3 separate regions of the Homo sapiens genome follow, and regions 2 and 3 are each linked to region 1. Evidence: read pairs that join two places in POLR2A ChIA-PET (ENCODE). Cell type or tissue: Caco-2. All regions are shown on one strand. Links, peaks and the distances in the headings refer to the core of each region. The heading gives the core; the rest is flanking DNA.

Region 1 (4,000 bases), core at 1-4,000:
TCCTAGGCTGGTCTTGAACTCCTGAGTTCAAGCAGTCCACCTGCCTCAGCCTCCCAGAGTGCTGGGATATAGGCATGAGCCACCTAGCCTGGCTGCCTGTTTTTTTATTATTATTATTATTATTTTTTGAGACTAGGTCTGGCTGTGTTGCCCAGGCTGGAGTGCAGTGGCACAATCTCTGCTTACTGCAGCCTCGATCTCCCCAGGCTCAGCCACCCTGCTTGGTCACCTATTTTTATTTCATTTATTTATTTATTTATTTATTTATTTTTATTTTTATTTTTTTGAGACAGAGTCCCACTCCGTTGCCCAGGCTGGAGTGCAGTGGTGCAGTCTCGGCTCACTGCAACCACTGCCTCCTGGGTTCAAGCGATTCTCCTGCCTCTCAACCTCCTGAGTAGCTGGGATTACAGGCATGCGCACTACACCTGGCTAATTTTTGTTGTTGTTGTTGTTGTTGTTGTTGTTGTTTGAGATGGAGTCTCACTCTGTTGCCCAGGCTGGAGTGCAGTGGTACGATCTCGGCTCACTACAACCTCCACCTCCCAGGTTCAAGCGATTATTCTACCTTAGCCGCCTGAGTAGCTGGGACTACAGCCATGCACCACCGTGCCCGGCTAATTTTTGTATTTTTAGTAGAGACGAGGTTTCACCGTATTGGCCAGGCTGGCCTCGAACTCCTGCCCTCGTGATCTGCCCATCTCAGCCTCCCAAGGTGCTGGGACTACAGGTATGAGCCACCGTGCCTGGCCTTAATTTTTTGTATTATTAGTAGAGACGGGGTTTCACCATATTGGCCAGGCTGGTCTCGAACTCCTGACCTCAGGTGATCCGCTTGCCTCGGCCTCCCAAAGTGCTGGGATTACAACCACCGTGCCCGGCCCTATTTTTATTTTAATACTTAGCAAGATATCTGGCCCCTGTGGGTGATCCGTAACTGATTTTTATTTTATTTTATTTTTTTATGAAAAGGAGGTAACTCCCCTTCCCCACTCCCCAACGAGTTCTTTTTAGCAACATACACACAAAAAAGAATAATCAGCAATGAAATGTAGTCATAAGTGGCATTTAATCAAACATTGAACTAAATTCCCCAGGACCGCCAGCCTCATGCACCACCCTACTATTTTTCTCCATGGCACTTTCCCCCTTCTTTTTTGGGGGTTTTTTTGTTTTTGTTTTTAAGACAGAGTCACACTCTATTGCCCAGGCTGGAGTGCAGTGGCACGATCTCGGCTCACTGCAGCCTCCACCTCCTGGGTTCAAGCGATTCTCCTGCCTCAGCCTCCCAAGTAGCTGCGATTACAGGCGCTCACCACCACGCTCAGCTAATTTTTGTATTTTAGTAGAGATGGGGTTTCACCATGTTGGCCAGGCTGGTCTTGAACTCCTGACCTTGAGATCCACCTGCCTCGGCCTCCCAAAGTGCTAAGATTACAGGCGTGAGCCACCATGCCCAGCCTCCCCCTTCTTATACCCTGTATGGCTTATGTTTTACGTTATTGCTGTGGTCTTTCTCCTGCCAGTAGAATGGAAGCCTCATAAGGGCAGAGATTGTTGTCTGTTCAGTTCATTGATGTTTCCCAGCATCTAGCACAGTGCAGGCACATGGCAGTGCTCAGTAAATGTGCGTGTGTGACTACGGACCTCTGTTCTCTGTGAGCCTCACAGGGTGGCTTCAGCTGGTCAGCCTTCAGGGTCAGTACTGACTGGATGAAAGCAGCTCTCCATCCTCTCCCATCTGCTTCCAGGAGTTTTCACCAAGCCTGTGTCCATTCCTTGGGCTCCCATTTGTACACTGAATAAGAACAATGTTTGCTGTTTTTCCAACCGTCTTGGCAAAACTGAAGTCGTCACCCTCACTTCCCTTTGTTTTGTCCTTCATATTGTTTGACAGCTTTGAGGGTTTGGCTAAGGCAGCAGTTCTGGTGAAAATTGGTGCCTGTTGCCAGGCGCATTGGCGCACGCCTGTAGTCCCAGCACTTTAGGAAGCCGAGGCGGGTGGATCACCTGAGGTCAGGAGTTCACAACCAGCCTGACTAACGTGGTGAAAGCCCATCTCTACTAAATACAAAAAAAAATAGCCAGGCATGGTGGCACATGCCTGTAATCCCAGCTACTTGGGAGGCTGAGACAGGAGAATCTCTTGCACCTGGGAGGCGGAGGTTGCAGTGAGCTGAGATTGCACCATTGTGCTCCAGCCTGGGCAACAAAAGTGAAACTCTGTCTCAAAAAAAAAAAAAAAAGAAATTAAAAAAGAAAGAGGACGGGCACAGTGGCTCACGCCTGTAATCCCAGCACTTTGGGAAGCCAAGGCAGGCGGATCACGAGGTCAGGAGATCGAGACCATCCTGGTCTCTACTAAAAATACAAAAAATTAGCCGGGCATGGTGGTGCGTGCCTATAGTCCCAGCTGCTTGGGAGGGTGAGGCAGGAGAATCACTTGAACCTGGGAGGCAGAGGTTGCAGTGAGCCAAGATTGCACCACTGCATTCCAGTCTGGGGGACAGAGTGAGACTCTGTCTCGAAAAAAAAAAAAAAAAAAGTCTCCGTGTCAAAAAAAAAAAAGGGACCATCTCAAAGTTATCTGTGTTTGAAGAAGGATGTTCTTAAATTTCCCCACGTGTCATGTTCTGCTGACTGCAGCTGTTGGAGTTTACACAATTTTCTTTTTTTTTTTTTTAAAGGTCTGGGGTACATGTGCAGGGTGTGCAGATTTGTTACATAGTATGCCATGGTGGTTTGCTGCACCTGTCAACCCATCACCTAGGTTTTTTTTTTTTTAATTTGAGACGGAATCTTGCTCTGTCACCAGGCTAGAGTGCAGTGGCGCGATCTTGGCTCACTTCAACCTCTGCCTCCTGGGTTCAAGCAATTCTCCTGCCTCAGCCTCCTAAGTAGCTGGGACTACAGATGCATGCCACCATGCCCAGCTAATTTTTATACTTTTTAGTAGATACGGAGTTTCACTACATTGTCCAGGATGGTCTCGATCTCTCTCTTTTTTTTTTTTTTTTTTTTTTTTTGAGACGGAGTCTTGCTCTGTGGCCCAGGCTGGAGTGCAATGGCACGATCTCGGCTCACTGCAACCTCTGCCTCCCGGGTGCAAGCAATTCTCCTGTCTCAGCCTCCTGAGTAGCTGGGATTACAGGCGCCTGCCACCACGCCCGGCTAATTTTTGTATTTTTAGTAGAGATGGGGTTTCATCATGTTGGTCAGGCTGGTCTCGAACTCCTGACCTCATGATCTGCCCACCTCGGACTCCCAAAGTGCTGGGATTACAGGCATGAGCCATCGTGCCCAGCCCTCAGTCTCGATCTCTTGACCTTGTGATCCACCCGCCTCGGCCTCCGAAAGTGCTGGGATTACAGGCACGAGCCACCACGCCCAGCCCATCACCTAAGTATTAAGCCCAGCATGGAATAACTATTTTTCCTAATGCTATCCCTCCCCCCACCCCACCCTCCAAGAGGCCCCACACAATTTTCATTCTGTCTGACATAAGGTCAAATGTTGCAGGTCTGTCTTGTGGCTGGCATTTGCTTAGGACAAAGGAATCACCACAGGAAAAAGCTGAAAAAGAAGTTAAGAGCTTGAGGCCTAGCATGATGCCAATCCATGTTTCAAGTCTGGCCTCTGCCCTCCAGAGGTAACTTCAGGATGGAGAGCTTGCTCTTCCATCCCTGCAGCTTTGTTGACTTCATTGTCAGCAACTGTCAAGGCATTGCCTGATACCGCAGCACCAAGATAGCGTCTGAGAATGACCTGGTGTAGAAAGAACTTGGTGTGGGGACCCTCTGGCCTATAAGCCACTTGGCTCTGTCAGTTGCTGACTGTTGTGGCCTTGTTCCTTTAACTGTTTCCTTTTTTTTTTTTTTTTAAGTAACATTTTTTTTTTTTAGACAGAGTCTCACTCCGTCGTCCAGGCTGGAGTGCAGTGGTGTGATCTCGGCTCACTGCAACCTCTGCCTCCCAGGTTTAAGCGATTCTCCTACCTCAG
Region 2 (8,398 bases), core at 1,758-5,757, 58 kb before region 1:
AATACAAAAAAAAATTAGCCGGTCGTGGTGGTGGGCGCATGTAATCCCAGCTACTCAGGAGGCTGGGCAGGATAATCACTTGAACCCGGGAGGCGGGGGTTGCAGTGAGGTTGAGATCGTGCCACTGTACTCCAGCCTGGGCGACAAGGGGGAGACTCCATCTCAAAATAGAAAAGAAAAAAGACAAGACAAGACAAGACAAGACATGGGAGACCCCAAAAAGACGGGAGGATGGGAAGGAGCAAGGGTTGAAAAATCACCTATCAGGTACAACGTTCACTCTTTCGGTAATGGATACACCAGAAGCCCAATCCCCACCAGTAAGTAATAAACCCATGCAACAAACAAGCACATGTACTTCTTGAATCTAAAAAAAAAAAAAAAAAAAAAAGGCCAGGCGCGGTGGCTCAGGTCTGTAATCCCAGCACTTTGGGAGGCCGACGTGGGCAGATCACGAGGTCAGGAGCTCGAGACCATCCTGGCTAACATGATGAAACCCCGTCTCTACTAAAAACACAAAAAATTAGCCGGGCATGGTGGTGAGCACCTGTAGTCCCAGCTACTCCGGAGGCTGAGGCAGGAGAATGGTGTGAACCTGGGAGGCAGAGCTTGCAGTGAGCGGAGATAGCACCACTGCACTCCAGCCTAGGTGACAGAGCGAGACTCCGTCTCAAAAAAAAAAGAAAAAAAAGACACCATAAAACAATGCAGTAAGTAAGCCCAGGGAGGGACACCACACCTAGGTGAAGTAGAGAGCGGGAAGGATCCAGGCAGCAGGGACAGCACATCCAAAGGAAAGGGGGCCAGACTCAGGCTGTCCACACTGGCGGCGGCAGCAGAACACATGACAGAACACAAGGTCCCAGTACTGTGCTTTTGCTCTGTCTGATAAGGAACTTACCCTAAATTCCAGAAAACATCAGATTTACAGGAAAGCGTAAAAAAAAAAAAAAAAAAAAAAAAAACCACTGCCGGGCGCAGTGGCTCATGCCTGTTAATACCACCACTTTAGGAGGCCAAGGCTTGAGCTTGGGCTCAGGAGTTCAACGCCAGCCTGGGCAACACAGCAAAACCTCTTCTCTATTAAAATATTTCTTAAAATTAGCTGAATGTGTCGGCCTGCCCCTGTAGTCCTAGCTACTCGCCTGTAGTCCCACCTCCTCGGAGGCTGATGGGGAATGATCACCTAAGCCTCGGAAGTTGAGGCTGCAGTAAAGCTATCGTCATGCCACTGCACTCTAGGCCCAGTGACAGCACAAGACCCTGTTATAAAAAAAAAAAAAAAAAGCCCAATATTTCTCTCAAACCCCAGTTTTATAATCTGTGAAATAAAGTAACCCACCCAATTCACTGGGAAGTTGGTACCAAGGACCCCTACATAGATGACACAGTCATGATACCTGAAGTCACTTATTCTCATGTGCCATCTGGCTACCCACCACAGCACCACACCACAGGGCCAATCAAGAAGTATCCACCCCATCACCCTCCACAATTCAGAATGCGTTTGGGGAATTGCTCAGTGCCTCTAGGTCATGAGTACATGTACCACTGTCATCCTACAGTAGAAGCTGGGCCCTTGGCATAGTAAGCAGAATTATCAGAAGAGTGTGTCCATACAAAAAATAAACTAGGCGTGGTGGCACACACCTATAGTCCCAGCTACTCAGGAGGCTGAGGCAGGAGAATCGCTTGAACCCGGGAGGTGGACGTCGCAGTGAGCCACTGCACTCCAGCCTGGGCAACAGTACAGGCTCAGGCTCCCTCTCAAAAAAAAAAAAAGCCAGGCACAGTGGCTCACGTCTGTGATCCCAGCACTTTGGGAGGCCGAGGAGGGCGGATTACATGAGGTCGGGAGTTCAAGACCAGCCTGACCAACATGGAGAAACCCCGCTCTCTACTAAAAATACAAAATTAGCCGGGGTGGTGGCACATGCCTGTAATCCCAGCTACTCGGGATCGTGCCATTGCACTCTAGCCTGGGCAACAAGAGCGAAACTCCATCTCAAAAAAAAAAAAAAAAAATGTGTCCAAACAGGGAAAAACCAGACAAGTGGCTATCTGCAGACTGTGCATGACACCAAAATATACTCAGATGTTTGTCAACGCACTGGAATAAAATAATGTCATTACCTTTTAGATAAGTAACAGGAAAAAAAAAACTAGGACCATAAAGATCTGAAAAGATATGACAGTAACTTTAGAGTCTAAACTTTTTGCCCTTTATACAGAAATCACAAACACCCAGCCCCTTCCCCTATATCCACTTTGAGAACCCCTTGAAGGGTGTGGCAGCCCCAAGGAGTGGTCAATGGTAACTCAGAGAATGAGGGGCAGCATTGGAGCAGAATCCTAGGCACTGCTATGCCCAATTCCTGTGGCCACCTACCCCTTGGCAAAATCAGAGCCAACAGCCCTGTCCCCTCCCAAGGGGGCAAAGGAGGTCAATATTCTGGAAAGAGACCCCCTCAACCTTGGCCCCTCCCTCACAGCAGGCTGCACCTGTGGCTTCAACTAAGAACGCCTTAAATCTCAAGTCTACCTATCTACACAGTATTTAGTCATCTTAAGCCTAAATACCTACACAGCAGGGATACTGGTTCAGTCTTTGGGATAGTAATCTTCACTGTGTCATCTAAAATGCCTAATGTCTATATCCTGTTACACAGGATTCTACTGCTCAGAAACCACCCAGTTCAAAGCTCTCGCCAAGGCCTCTGTGCAAGGGGGTTGCTGCAGTCCCATTTGTCATAGCAAACACTGCAATCAAATCACGGTCAAGAGGACTGGTTGACTAAATTACCTGCTTCCACAATAGGGGGCAAAGAGTGCAGTACTTATTGTTAGACAAAGTTATGTAAAGTGAAAACAAGAAACCTGCATAATGCAACATCAATTATTGATGTTTAAGCCATTTCTCTGCAGCATTTCTTCTCTAACTATAAAAATTCATACTCAGAAGGAAGGTTTGGGGGGTAACTACCTTAAGCCCATGTAACTTTTACAATCGGAAAACATAACTCGCCTGTCTGAGAAACATTTATTTGAATTAGGCCACTCAGGTTTAATCAACATAATTATTTGATTATTTGTATATGGTATGAGATAGGGACCTAATATTTTTCCCCGTAAGTAAAGCCAGACACCTATGAATACATCCCAACTCTATCTCTTATTTGAACTTCCCATATATATGTAATATGTTTTGAGGCTCACTTTTGTTTGGTATTTATCCTTTACCACTCCTTTTTTTTTTTTTTTTTTGAGATGCGGTCTTGCTCTGTTGCCCAGGCTGGAGTGCAATGGCATGATCTCGGGTCACTGTAACCCCTCCACCTCCTGGGTTCAAGTGATTCTCCTGCCTCAGCTTCCTTGGGATTACAGGCACATGCCACCACGCCCGGCTAATTTTTGTATTTTTAGTAGAGATAGGGTTTCAGTATGCTGGCCAGGCTGGTCTCGAACTCCTGACCTCAGGCGATCCGCCCACCTCAGCCTCCCAAAGTGCTGGGATTACAGGTGTGAGCCACTGCACCCAGCCATTGCCACTACTTTTAATCACTACAACTGCTAGAGCAAGCCTGCAAGCCTTATTGAAAAGTTCATTTTCTCCCTTTAGTTTGTGGTCTCTCATTTCCTGTTCTCTTCTGCTCTCTAGATTTCTTTAAGGGAGCTTAGTTCTTCTACCAACAGATAAAGGCACAGCATTTTTAGTTGTTTCAACATGGATAGACTTTCAAATAAATTATTTCTATCGTAACCAGAAAATATGTCCTTGCACACTATGTATTGAAAAGGTAAAAATCACAACACAAAGAAAAGCTAGAAATGTTATATTCACAGCAAAAAAAAAGATGCCAGGGACAGTGGCTCATGCCTGTAACCCCAGCAATGTGGGAGGCCTAGGCAGGAGGATTGCTTGAGCCCAGGAGTTCAAGATCAGCCTGGGCAACAAAGTGAGACCCCAACATTACAAAAAAAAAATTTAGGCCGGGCATGGTGGCTCATGCCTGTAATCCCAGCACTTTGGGAGGCTGAGGCAGGCAGATCACCCGAGGTCAGGGGTTCAAGACCAGCCTGACCAACACGGAGAAACCCCGTTTCCACTAAAAATACAAAATTAGCCGGGCATGGTGGCACATGCCTGTAATCCCAGCTACTCAGGAGGCTGAGGCAAGAGAATCACTTGAACCCGGGAGGCGGAGGTTGTGGTGAACCAAGATCATGCCATTGCACTCCAGCCTGGGCAAAGAGCGAAACTCTGTCTCAAAAGGAAAAAAAAAAAAAAAGTAAGGCGGAGCATGGTGGCTCAAGCCTATAATTCCAGCACTTTGGGAGGCCAAGGTGGGCGGCTCACCTGAGGTCGGGAGTTCGAGACCAGCCTGATCAACATGGAGAAACCCCATCTCTACTAAAACAACAACAACAAACAAACCAACAAAAATTAGCTGGTGGTGGTGGCACATGCCTGTAATCCCAGCTACTTGGGAGGCTGAGGCAGGAGAATCGCTTGAACCTGGGAGGCAGAGGTTGCGGTGAGCTGAGATCACACCATTGCATTCCAGCCTAGGCAACAAGAGTGAAAAACTCTGCCTCAGAAAAAAAAAAAAATTACAAAAACTAGCCTGATGAGGTGGCGGGCACCTGTAATTCCAGCTACTCAGGAGGCTGATGCAGAAGAATCGTTTGAACCCAGGAGGTGGAGGTTGCAGTGAGCTGAGATCATGCCATTGCACTCTAGCCTGAGTGACAGAGCAAGACCCTGTCTCAAAAATAATTTTTTTTTAAATTAACTGAGCATAGTGGTGCACAAGTGCCTGTAGTCGAAGCTACTGGGCAGTGGGGGCTGCAGTGGGAGGACTGCTGGAGCATTGGAGTTGAGGCTACAGTGAGCTGTGATTGTAGTACTGAACTCCAGAGACCTGTCTTAAAAAATTTTTTAAAAAGTAAGAAATAACTGCTAGTACGTGTCATAACACAAATAAATCTCAAATATCTCACAATAAGTAAAAGAACCCAGACTCGAAGGGCTATATAATGTATGGTTCCTGCTTGAATTCAGGAGGCGGAAGTTGCAATGTGCCAAATCGTGCCACTGCACTCCAGCCTGGGCAACAGAGTGAGATGCTGTCTCAAAAATAATAATAATGTATGATTCCATTTATATGACATTCTGGAAAAAGCAGTACTGCAGGGACAGAAAACAAATCTCGAGAAGGAAAACAGAAATGTCAAAATTAAGGCCTGCAGATAAGGGAACTGCATATATACAAATGGCTTTAAAAGAAGCCCATGATCTCACATAAAAACCACTTTTCAAAAACTGTCCACAATTACCTAGTGGGGGCTCAGATCTGCCCACCCCAACGGTCAAGAAGCAGGCCTGTAAAACAGTCAGCTGAACCCACAGAGAGCACCAAAGCATCTTAACCCAGCGCATCTTGTGTGTCCTGCCAGTTCTGTGGGTTCAGCCATGTGCTGGCAGAGGTTTTGGAAAGAAATTTGCAACAGTGGGCCCGGCATGGTGGCTCACGCCTGTAATCCCAGTACTTTGGGAGGCCGAGGCGGGCAGATCACGAGGTCAGGAGATCAAGACCATCCTGGCGAACATGGTGAAACCCCGTCTCTACTAAAAATACAAAAAATTAGCCGGGCAAGGTGGCGGGCGCCTGTAGTCCCAGCTACTACTAGGGAGGCTGAGGCAGGAGAATGGCGTGAACCCGGAAGGCAGAGCTTGCAGTGAGCCGAGATCTCGCCACTGCACTCCAGCCTGGGCGACAGAGCAAGACTCCGTCTCAAAAAATAAAAAAATTTGCAACAGTGTTTTAATGCAGTTCTACTCCTTGCTAGTTTTGTGGTTGTAGTAACAATCATATTTAGTACTGAGCAATTCCCCTAATTCAGCATCCTGCTTACAGCTCAGCATGTAACATCCTAGGGCAACATGAGGACACAGGTGAGGTTTGCAAATTCACCCAAGGACTTGGGAAAGCCAGTGCCTAAGCTTGAGGCTCTTCCTCCAGTGCCATTGTCGGGGTAGGGCTTCCTTACCCATGGTGCCAAACAACTCCCAGAGTCAGAGAAAATGGCTTGCCTGGAATATAATGAACACTTAAGTCTTCATCACAACCATCTTTTCACAAAAGAGCGGGGGCCTGTAGCTGGCTCAGTGGGACCCTAGTTAGTGCCTCCCCATTCCCATCTCCAGAGCCTCCTGTATCCATTCAGATGAGTTCTACTAGGCTTCAGGAACCATGATAGTAATTAGGAATCAAAGGCAGGCAAGGGACCAGGCATGGTGGCTCACACCTGTAATCCCAGCACTTTGGGATTACACTTGAGCCTAGGAATTTGAGACCAGCCTGGGCAACATACCGAGAGCCTATCTCTATAAAAAATTTTAAAATTAGCCAGGCACAGAGGCTCATGCCTGTAATCCTAGCACTTTGGTAGGCCGAGGCGGGTGGATCACCTGAGGTGGGGAATTCGAGACCAGCCTGACCAACATGGAGAAACACCATCTCTACTAAAAATACAAAATTAGTCGGGAATGGTGGTGCATGCCTGTAATCCCAGCTACTCGGGAGGCTGAGTCAGAATTGCTTGAACCCGGGAAGCGGGGGTTGTGGTGAGCCGAGATCCCGCCATTGCACTCCAGCCTGGGCGACAAGAGTGAAACTCCATCTCCAAAAAAAAAAAAAAAAAAATTAAAATTAGCCAAGCCTGGTGGCTCTCACCTGTAGTCCTAGCTACTCAGGAGGTGACTGAGGTGAGAGGATCACTTGACCCAGGAGTTCAAGGCTGCAGTAAGCTGTGATCGCACCACTGCACTCCAGCCTAAGCAACAGAGTGAGCCATGTTGCCATGCTGCCAGGGCCCATCACTGTTCTGGCTGCAGCAAACGCCCTACAAAGGCATCAGCACTTCTGCAGGAGCTGGGGCCCAGTGGCAGCCTGGGTTCCAGCCCCAGCTCTGGCCCCAGAACACACACATACAACAGGACATAAATGCTGCTGGAATCCAGAAAAGCCTACTAAGAGAGAGGCCTTCTTCCAAAGGAAGAGTTAGACCCTTGACTCCCAAGTCCCCTCCCTCAGCCTGCTGCTCTGGAGACAACCACTCTTCTTCAGACATGCAGGCTGAGGCTCTGGACAAGAACATGAGACAGCTGGGCGCACAGGCTCACACCTGTAGTCCCAGCACTTTCGGAGACTGAGGCAGGATTGCTTGAGCCGAGGAGTTTGAGACCAGCTGGGGCAACATAGTGAGACTTTAATGTTTCTACAAACAATTTTAAAAATTAGATGGGCGTGGTGGCACGTGACTAAGGTCCCAGCTACTTTGGAGACTGAAGTGGGAGGATACTGGAATGAGCCCAGGAGTTCAAGGCTGCAGTGAGCTATGATCGCACCACTGCACTCCAGCCTGGGTGACAATGCGAGACTTGTCTCAAAAGAAATAATTAAAAAAAAAACACACACAAGAGCTTACAGACTGGGACAAGTGGAGGAACAGATACCAGACTGAGACCTCACCAGTCTCCTGGCCCTGTAGCCAGACCTACAGGGCAAGGTACTGGAAAATTGAGTATCCCTTAATATTGGCGGGAACACGAGGGAACACTAAACCCTACAATATTCTCAGGCAGATAAATGATGTTGTACCCATAAAACAAGACAAGGACCCCATTAAAAATTGAATTTGGGCCAGGCACGGTGGCTCACGCCTATAATCCCAGCACTTTGGGAGGGAGGCTGAGGTGGGCAGATCACCTGAGGTTGGGAGTTCGAGACCAGCCTGACCAACATGGAGAAACCCCATCTCTACTAAAAAAATACAGAATTAGCCGGGCATGCACCACCACGCCCGTAGTCCCAGGTACTCAGGAGGCTGACGCAGGAGAATCACTTGAACTCGGGAAGCAAAGGTTGCAGTGAGCCGAGACCACGCCATTGCACTCCAACCTGGGCGACAAGAGCGAAACTCCATCTCAAAAAATAAAAATAATTAAAAAAAAATTGAATTTGGGTGTGTTGGCTCATGTCTATAATCCCAGCACTTTGAGAGGATGAGGAGGATAGATTGCTTGAGCCCAGGAGACTAGCTTGGGCAATGAGGTGAAACCCCATCTTTACAAAACAAAAATTGGCCAGGCATGGTGGTGCATGCCTGTAGTCTCAGCTACTCGGGAAGTTGAGGCATGAGAATTGCTTGAACCTGGGAGGCAGAGGTTGCAGTGAGCAACCGCCACTGCGCTCCAACCTGGGCAACAGAGCGAGACTGTCTCAAAATATAAATAAATAAGTAAATAAAAAATAAACTAGAGCAGAGGTCATACCTATGCTATTTTGTTTGAATGAATGAAAAAATCTGAGTGAAAAGTGACCTAGAGGCCATG
Region 3 (8,398 bases), core at 1,758-5,757, 84 kb after region 1:
AGGTGTCAAGAGCAGGACCAAGTAGAGATAATTGAATAATGGTGGCAGTTTCCCCCATGCTGTTCTCATGATAGTGAGTGAGTTCTCACGAGATCTGATGGTTTTATAAGCAGCTTCCCCCTTTGCTCAGTATCACTCTCCCTCCTGCCGCCCTGTGAAGAGCTGCCTTCCACCATGATTGTAAGTTTCCTGAGGCCTCCCCAGCCACGCAGAACTGTGAGTCAATTAAACCTCTTTTCTTTATAAATTACCCCAGTCTCGGGCATTTCTTCACAGCAGCGTGAGAACAGACTAATCCCGTCACCCTGGTTTCCTCATCTCTAACACAGGGACCACCTGCCTCCCAGGGCTGTTGTGCAGAACAGAAATAAGCCTATGGAAAAGGCAGAAAACCATGGAGCCAGAATTCTAGATCTGGTTACATGAATACTAAAGACTTTTGCATGCCATGGAATTCTAGGCATGAAAAAGAACGAGGCGGTCCCGTGTACTGCTGTGGAAGAAGCTCTGAGATACATGTTTTTTTTGTGAAAAAGGCCAGATACAGCGCACTTTGTGGGGAGCGCTTCTGTTAGTACCAAGGAGGGGGCAGGAACACACGTGCATGTGCTCCAGTGCGCACATGGGTTCTCCCGGGCGGGGACTGGGGGCTGAGGAGAAAAGACTTGTTTTTCACTGTACATCCCTTTGCTTTGTTTGAATTATTTTACCCCTTTGTTTTCAGTAGCTGGCCGAAAAACTTCCCAAGCTTCCATGTGTCAAAAAGAACTCACTGAACGAGATTTAAAGGCCAAAGTTAGGGAGTAGGAAATGTGTCTAGCTCAGGGCCCAGCATCTAAGGAGTGCTCCATGAAAGGCCTTCTCCCCTCTCCCACTCCTGACCTTGCTGACTGCTGGGAGTGCAGGGGCACAGACGGGCTGTTGCCTCCCCCAGTGCGGTATTTGTGAGGCTCAAATGCAAGCCCAGGCTGGGGAGACTGCTCTGGGTTCCACGCGGCATCCTGCCTAAGCCCTGGGGGTCCTAGAGGTCACTGGCTCCCTTCTCTGCCTGCATGTCTCAGGTCGCCCTCTGGCCAATTCTGAAGTCCTGCCCTGCCTCAAGGAGCAGAGGTGGCAGAGGTGGGCCCACCGCACAGGGTAAATGTCCCGGTGTCACATACCTCCAGATTGCAGGGACCTGCGTATGCTACTGCTGCTGTGGAAACCAGCTCTCTCTGGCTCTGGCCTTGGGGAGAGGGAGCCACAGTGGATTTAGGAAGAGTCTCCAGATGTAGCTTGAGACTACCAAACAGGCCTGACCCCCACAGACCCTGCCTCTTATGAGCGCCCAGACTGAGCCCTGCTTCAGGCTCCCAGCCATGTGGCCAGCTGCTTTTCTTCTTTAATTTTTAGCATCAGACGAATATTTCAGGAAAATATTCTCATTGTAAAATCTCAAACATTAATAAAATGTAGTGAATAAAAGGCCATGTAATTCCTCTTTACCTCCTGAGCCCCATTCTGTTTAAACCATTGTTGTCAGCTGGTCAGTGTATATACCTATACCTATGCCATGCCTATACCAATACCTATACCAATATCTGTAACTATACCTATGCCACTACCTATGCCTGTGTCGTGCCTGTACCAACACCTATACCTAGACTATCTATATTTATATCTGTTTAGATGTGCATATTGTGTTTAGGTATGCGTCTCACGTGAGTAGTAACATTCTGTATGTTTTGTTCTGCAAGATGCTTTCTTTTTCTTTTTCTTTTTTTCTTTTTTTTTTTTTTTTTTTTTTTTTAGATAGAGACTCATTCTGTTGCCCAGGCTGGAGTGCAGTGGCTCAATCTTGGCTCACTGCAACCCCTGCCTCCCAGGTTCAAGCGATTCTCATGCCTCAGCCTCCCAAGTCGCTGGGATTACAGGTGCACACCACCACACCCAGCTAATTTTTGTATTTTTAGTAGAGGCGGGGTTTCACCATGTTGGCCAGGCTGGTCATGAACTCCTGAGCTCAAATGATCCTTCTGCCTTGGCCTCCCAAAGTGCTGGGATTACAGGTGTGAGCCACCGCACCCGGGCTATTTTTTTTTCCCCTCCCTCCCTTCCTCCCTTCCTTCCTCCCTTCCTTCCTTCCTTTCCTCTTTTCTTTTTTTCAAACAGGGTCTCACTCTGTTCCCCAGGCTGGAGTGCAGTGGTGTGATCTCGGCTCACTGCACCCTTGCTTTCCCAGGCCCAAGTAATCTTTTTACCACAGCCTCCAGGTAGCTGGGACTACAGGCACACACCACCAGGCCTGGCTAATTTTTGTATTTTTTTTTTTTTGTAGAGATGGGGGGTCTCACCGTGTTGTCCAGGCTGGCCTCAAACTCCTGGGCTCAAGTGATCTGCCCGTCTCGGCCTCCCAAAGTGCTGGGATTACAGGCGTGAGCCACCGCGCCCGGCCAATGCCTTCTTTTTCACTGAACAACGTGTCATGGACATTTCTGAGTCAGTGCATACAGACCTGCCTCCTCCTCCGTGCTGTGCAGTGTTCTGTGTGTGAGCTGGTCCATCCTTTATTTGCCCTCTGGCCTATAAATGGACATTTCCATTATTTCACTCCCACACACAGCCCTGAACAGGCCTCACTGTGCACTCCAGCAGTTTCTCCAAGATAGGTACCCAGCTGAACCCCTGGCACTACTGAAGAGGACGGGTACCAAATTTGTGATCGGTATTATATAAAAACTTGCCTTCTGGGAAGTCCAAACTAAGCTCTCCTTACTCTTGGACTTCCAATCACTCTGTTGGGTTGGCTTTTAAAGCTGGGCCAAGGAGAACTTTTCAACCATCTTGGCTTGCCCTGTTGGTGGGTGGGAGACAGGGTCCCCGGCCTGGGGCAATTTCAGGGAGAAGGGGAAGAACTCCCCCAGTCCCCAAATTTCTCTCCCATCTAAATGCCCCCCGACCTGAAAATGGAGATAATAATAGACCTTCCCTCACAGAGTCTTTCTGGGGACGCTGTGAAAAACAGCCAGGATGGAGATCTGGTGCAGAGGGACAAGGACAATAACAGTCGTAGTGCGACGTCCGGAAGCCTCGCCACGCCGCCCGGAAGCTTCGCCACGCTCCAGGCACTCTTTGAAGGCCCCACCACCATCTTCTCCCTTATGGTGCCTGGCACCCACCATTGTGGTCACTTGCACTAATGCGAGTCCTACCAGTGGCTGGTGCTGGTTCTCACATGCTCCTCTGCATCACACCTGATCCACATCACTCTAACCCAGTGGCCTGTGAGTTCCCATGGCTGACATTAGCTGCAGGGCTGGCCCAGAGCTCTCTTCCAAATTTGCATTCAGAATCCTTCCCCAAAATACCCAATTAAAACCCCAGATGCTGTGTGGACAGCTGGATCCAAAAAGAGCTCTGGGATCAGTGGGACTTACTTACCCAGTCTCAGCTACTCCAAGATCTGGGAAACAGTGGGTTCTTTGGGCCTGGGCCAGGCCAGAGCCTCAGTTTCCCCATCTGTAAGATAGAGGTGGTTGCAGTCAGACTGGATAATTCCAAAGTGCAGTTTTGTTTGTCTCAGACCTCCTGCCCCACCCTCTCCAGCTTATATTCTCAGAAAACATGGTGCTAAAAGGAATGGCCCCGTCTTGGCTCCTATTAGCCTCTGTCTCAGGAGGACAGGGGAGCCCAGGACCAGGGAATCAGTCGGAAGTTCAAGTTCTACTCCTGACTTCAAGTTCTACTCTCCGCCTTCTAGCTGCAGCCCCAGGTGATGTTTGCAAAGGCCCCTGTAACTTAGTGGGTGCTTAGTCATGGTCCCTCCCCTTTCCATGCCTGGGCAGATCTCTGAGCCTCACTTCTCTGAGCCTCAGTTTCCTCACCTCTGCAATGGCTGTGCCTCCCTGCCTGGCCCAGTGCCAGGGCTGTTTGAAGCTAGCAGAGGATGCTGGATGGAAAGAGCTTTTCAGGTAGAAAACCGTGTGCTGTTGGGAAGATTTATTGCTGGGACTGAAAGTGGGAGGTCCAAAGGCCATTGAGGCTGAGACAGTCCCTACCCAGAAGGCTGTGCCAGGGACCAGGCTGCTCTCCCTCCACCCGCACTAGCTGAGCAGAAGGCCTTCTCCCCGAGGCCCTAATGTCTGGTGGTGAGCAGGGGCCGGGCTCTCTTTCAACAGATATTTACCCTTTTATTTTAGAGTGTCTGTCCCCCAAGCAGGGCCCTGGTCAGCGGCTCGATGACCAAGGTCTGGGGAGGGGCACAGGCAGCCTGAATCCTTCCCTTGCTCTCATCCCCCATGTCCTGTGGATTCTCCTTCATTTTCCTCTCTCACCTGCAGCTCCAGGGGACCCTTGCCTCGCCCGTGGCCCCTTGCTGCTCCCGCCACCTTGTCCCCCTCCTTTGTGCTGCCTCCACTTCCACTCTGGCCACCAGGATTCTCTCTGTGTGTGTGTGTGTGTGTGTGTGTGTGTGTGTGTGTGTGTGTGTGTGTGTGTGTTTGAGATGGAGTCTTGCTCTGTTGCCCAGGCTGGAGTGTAGTGGTGTGATCCCAGCTCACCGGGAGACTCTCCCGTGTTCAAGCGATTCTCCTGCCTCAGCCTCCCGAGTAGCTGGGATTACAGGCACATACTGCCACGCCCAACTAATTTTGTATTTTAGTAGAGATGGGGTTTTGCCATGTTGGCCAGGCTGGTCTCGAACTGACCTCAAGCGATCCACCCGCCTCGGCCTCCCAAAGTGTTGGGATTACAGGCGTGAGTCAGCGTGCCCGGCCTCGGGATTCTTTGGAAAATAACATCTGAGCGGTATCTCCTGCCGAGTGCCAGCCTGTGCAGGGCCCTGAGGGGCAGTGGAGCCAAAAGGAGAAGAGACGGCATCCCTGTGCTCTGCACCCTGCTGACCCCCGGCCACTGCTCCCTAGCCCATGTCCTGCTGGGGCGCACCCCACATTCTACCACACAAATCTGTTCCAGCGCCAGACCACACTTCCTCTCTCTCCCCTTGGTGCCTCCCCTCCCCAGCCTAGACCCCTTCCTTTCCCTCCCGCCCTGACGCATCCTGCTTCCAGGCTGGGCGAGGGGAGTCCTGGTCTGTGTTTTCTCGATCGAGTTAGCTACTCAAAATCATATCTGTGTGTCTCCTGAGGGGGTCCGCAAGCCCCACAGGCAGAGGCACACCTGCGTCACAGTGGGGGCCCTGAGCTCAGCCCTAAGTGGCTCCTGAAATGCTCTCTCGAGGCCTGAATGAATCTCCTCCCCCGGCCACCCGGGGCAGTTGGGAGTGTGAGACCTCAGGCTTGGCCCGGCAGAGCTATATTTAGACACCAGGGCCAAGGCGAGCTTCTGAGGCTGAGGAGGTGGCGGGGCCCACAGTGGGGCCCCAGGGGAACCGCCTCATCGAGGGGACCGTCCCTAGGTGACAGGCCAGAGCCCATTCTGGCTGCTTTGGCTTCCACTGCCCCCAAAACGGCAGAGGAAGGATTCTGTTTGAACAAAGGAGGTTCTCTGGCTGGTTTGGTGTGTGTATTATAGCTGGAAAAAATAAGTTCTGGGCCGGCCGGTCAGCTCCAAGGGTGGCCCAGGGCTGGGGGGCCAGGGCGAAAGTGGGGGTTTCCTGGCCAGCCCCTGGGCTGGCTCCTGTCTGCTGCAGCAGCCTGCATGGCTGTCCTCCCCACTGTACCTCGGGCAGGCATCGTGCCAGGCCAGGGTGCGGCTGCCCGGCGGGTGAGGAGGGGCTGCCCTGGCCCCGCTGCTCGCTGCCCGGCTCTTGGGGCGGGCTGGAGGCAGGATGGATGTTCGCAATAATTACCCAGCTGCAGCTTCCCCAGAGCTGCCGCCATAGCAACGGTGCCGGGCGCCCCAGCCGGCCAAGTGGCAGGAGGGGGATGTGGGCACTGTGGGCAGGTCGGGGAGTGGGGTGGCACGAGCCCCAGGCACAGCCCCACTGGCTCCCTTTGTCAGCTCCCTCACTGGCCCACCCCTTCCCCGGAGGCCGGGGGAGGGGGGCTTTGTCTGGGCATAGGGAGGTTGGCACAGCCCAGGAGAGGCTCCGGCAGACGCCCCATTCCCACTGCCAGGGCCCATGTGGCAAGGGGAAGCAGGTGTCAGGAGGGCTGGGAGCGCTCAGGGTCCCCATGGCTCAGGGTTCAGTGGAGGGTGTGCTGTGCCCCACCTGGTGGCCCCCACACACCCCGGGTCCCCTGGTCTCATTGTGCACAGTGCTGTCTTCTTTCTCTAGAAGGGAGTGTGTGGGCACTGGGCACTCCCCAGGGAGGACTCCACTCACCCTGCCTTGCAGGGGTCCTCTTGGAGCAGGCCTTGGGCAGAACTGGCTTTGGGTGGGGCTTTACCTGTGGGGGAGGCCCTGGGGACCCCCATAATCCTGCCCTCATGGTACCCGTCCCCTCTCTCTGTACTTGGAAGCCCTGACAGTCCCTCCCTCCTGTGAACATTCAGTCTGATGAAGAGACTGTGGTTAGCTCCATTTTCCAGATGGGGAGACTGAGGCCAGAAAGGTCTAGGACTTGTTTGGGATCACAGAGCTCAAGTCTGTGGAGCCCCAACCCCGTCCAGTGTTGCCACCATGGTCATCTGGCAGCACAGCCTAGTGGTGACCGAAGAGTGCAGGGCCTGCAACCCAGGGGCCTGGCCAGCCTTGCCCAGCTTCAGTTTTCTCCTCTGTAAGATGGGGATGGAACTGGAGCTCTCTGTATGGGGTTGTTGCGTGGATTCGAGGAAACTGCACGGAAGGCGAAACGCCTGGCACGTGGGCAGTGTTAGCTGCTGCTGTTGTTGTTGGAAATATTATTTTTTATTATTGTTGTTACAACACGTGGGGGCGGACCTCGATGCTCACCAAGGTCCCTTTTGGCTCTGGTCTCCTGGGGCGCTCCGGGTGGGCGCTAGTCACCACAGGCATGCTGGGAAGTGGGAAGCTCGCAGCCTACTGAGAAGGTGGGTGTTAATCCCCTGATCCCACAAGTGCGTCTGGGCGTGGGCTGGGTGAGAATGAGGTAGGAGACACAGGACTGAGGCGGAACCCGCGCTGTGGGGGTGAGACCCTGTTTATACAGAGTGATAGGGGCCTGTCCTGGGGGTCGTCCTGGAAAGGTCAGAAGAAGGGCGTTCTAGAAGGTGGTCTTGCTTGAGGAACCAAAGGGGAGCCAGAGTCCTGGAGCACAGGGAGGGACAGAAAGGGACAGGGAGACTGAGGGTGGAGCGGTCCACTGGGGAGGACTGGGTTCCTGGGGCTTCGAGGGCCACCCATGGAGGACAGGGTTGTTTTTGAGACAGTCTTCCTCTGTCACTTAGGCTGCAGTGCAGTGGCACGATCTCGGCTCACTGCAACCTCAACTTTCTGGGCTCAAGTGATCCTCCCGCCTCAGCCTCTCAGATAGCTGGGACTACAGGTGTGCGCCACCACACCTGGCTAATTTTTGTATTTTTTTTTGAAATGGGGTTTTGCCATGTTGCTCAGGCTGGTCTCGAACTCCCGGACTCAAGCGATCCTCCCACCTCGACCTCCCAAAATACTTGACTGCACCTGGCCGAGAGATTTTGGAGTGATTCTAGAAGCTGGGGAAAGCTAGCAAGGGGCTTTAAATAGAGTAGGTCAGTATGCATGTGTTGAATGAATGGGTGAATGAACAAATGATTGAATGAAAGCTTTATTCTGCCTTGGCCAACCACAGAGCCTCTCTCCCTCCACCTTTCCCTCCTTCCTGTCTCATACCCCTTCCCTCATCACCCCAGCCCTCCCTGGCTGGCTCAGTTTTGTCATTTATAGCCACTGCCCCTAGGAACCCACAGTCATATGGTGGAAGACTGACAAGTAAAGGGAAGAATTCTAGTGCAGCAATCTGGCCAATATGGAGGAGGGTTCTGAGAAAGGACAGCTGACACCAGGCCAGTCAGGGCATTGCCTGAGAGGGGTGTTGAAGGATTAATAGGAGTTCACTAGGCTGCCGAGGCAGAGGACGCAGCATCTGCATAGGCTCCGCAGAGTATGCTGTGGGAGATTTTTAGTCGTTTCATGGGGTAGTGACAAATAAGGATAGCTACATTTATTGAGCACCCACTGTATATCCTAGTCCAGTGCTACACACATGAGATTATTGGAATCGCACAATTGAAACCCTGCTCCCCTTGTGGCAGAGACCTATTTCACTTTCATGGATGAGAAATCAAGGTTCAGATAAGTTAAGTAACTTGCCCAAGGTCACACAGCAACTACAAAGCCTATGCTCTTAATGACCCAGGGGGTGGTAAGGGGTGGGTTGGAGAGACAGGCCAAGCTGGAACAGGAAGGATCCTGAAGGCCAGACTAGGGTGTCAAGACCTAATCCTGGGGCCACCAGAGGCCCATGGTAGGGTTTTGAGTAAGGGCAGGAGGTCTGGCCTGTGTTTGAGACAAAGACTC

The links. ChIA-PET counts read pairs that join two places held together with the same protein. Peaks named below come from ENCODE experiments on the same cell type or tissue, not always from the same donor. Only the 100,000 strongest peaks of a DNase experiment are listed, where the experiment ranks them.
Region 2: POLR2A ChIA-PET joins it to region 1 with 5 read pairs; 12 of 35 experiments call an interaction of 5 or more read pairs at or near these places.
Region 3: POLR2A ChIA-PET joins it to region 1 with 8 read pairs; 2 of 35 experiments call an interaction of 5 or more read pairs at or near these places.

What each region holds. Positions count from the first base shown.
Region 1 is chr20:32,711,296-32,715,295 of GRCh38, reverse strand. The region is part of intron 3 of COMMD7 (COMM domain containing 7); the gene reads left to right. Among named protein-coding and RNA genes, the nearest start is that of COMMD7, 30 kb to the left of the region's middle. RefSeq lists a silencer at 3,615-3,909. In Caco-2, for the core only: no CTCF peak of the experiment used is centred there; a DNase peak (open chromatin) is centred at 2,475.
Region 2 is chr20:32,766,502-32,774,899 of GRCh38, reverse strand. All of the region lies in intron 1 of DNMT3B (DNA methyltransferase 3 beta), which reads right to left. Among named protein-coding and RNA genes, the nearest start is that of DNMT3B, 8.3 kb to the right of the region's middle. RefSeq lists enhancers at 484-1,190, 4,160-4,661, 6,236-6,837, 6,838-7,439, 8,267-8,398. In Caco-2, for the core only: no CTCF peak of the experiment used is centred there; no DNase peak of the experiment used is centred there.
Region 3 is chr20:32,624,711-32,633,108 of GRCh38, reverse strand. It overlaps C20orf203 (chromosome 20 open reading frame 203), which reads left to right. Exons shown (of 6, transcript NM_182584.4): 6 at 1-1,484. Among named protein-coding and RNA genes, the nearest start is that of NOL4L-DT, 41 kb to the right of the region's middle. RefSeq lists a silencer at 5,717-5,786. In Caco-2, for the core only: no CTCF peak of the experiment used is centred there; DNase peaks (open chromatin) are centred at 3,757, 4,048, 4,711 and 5,258.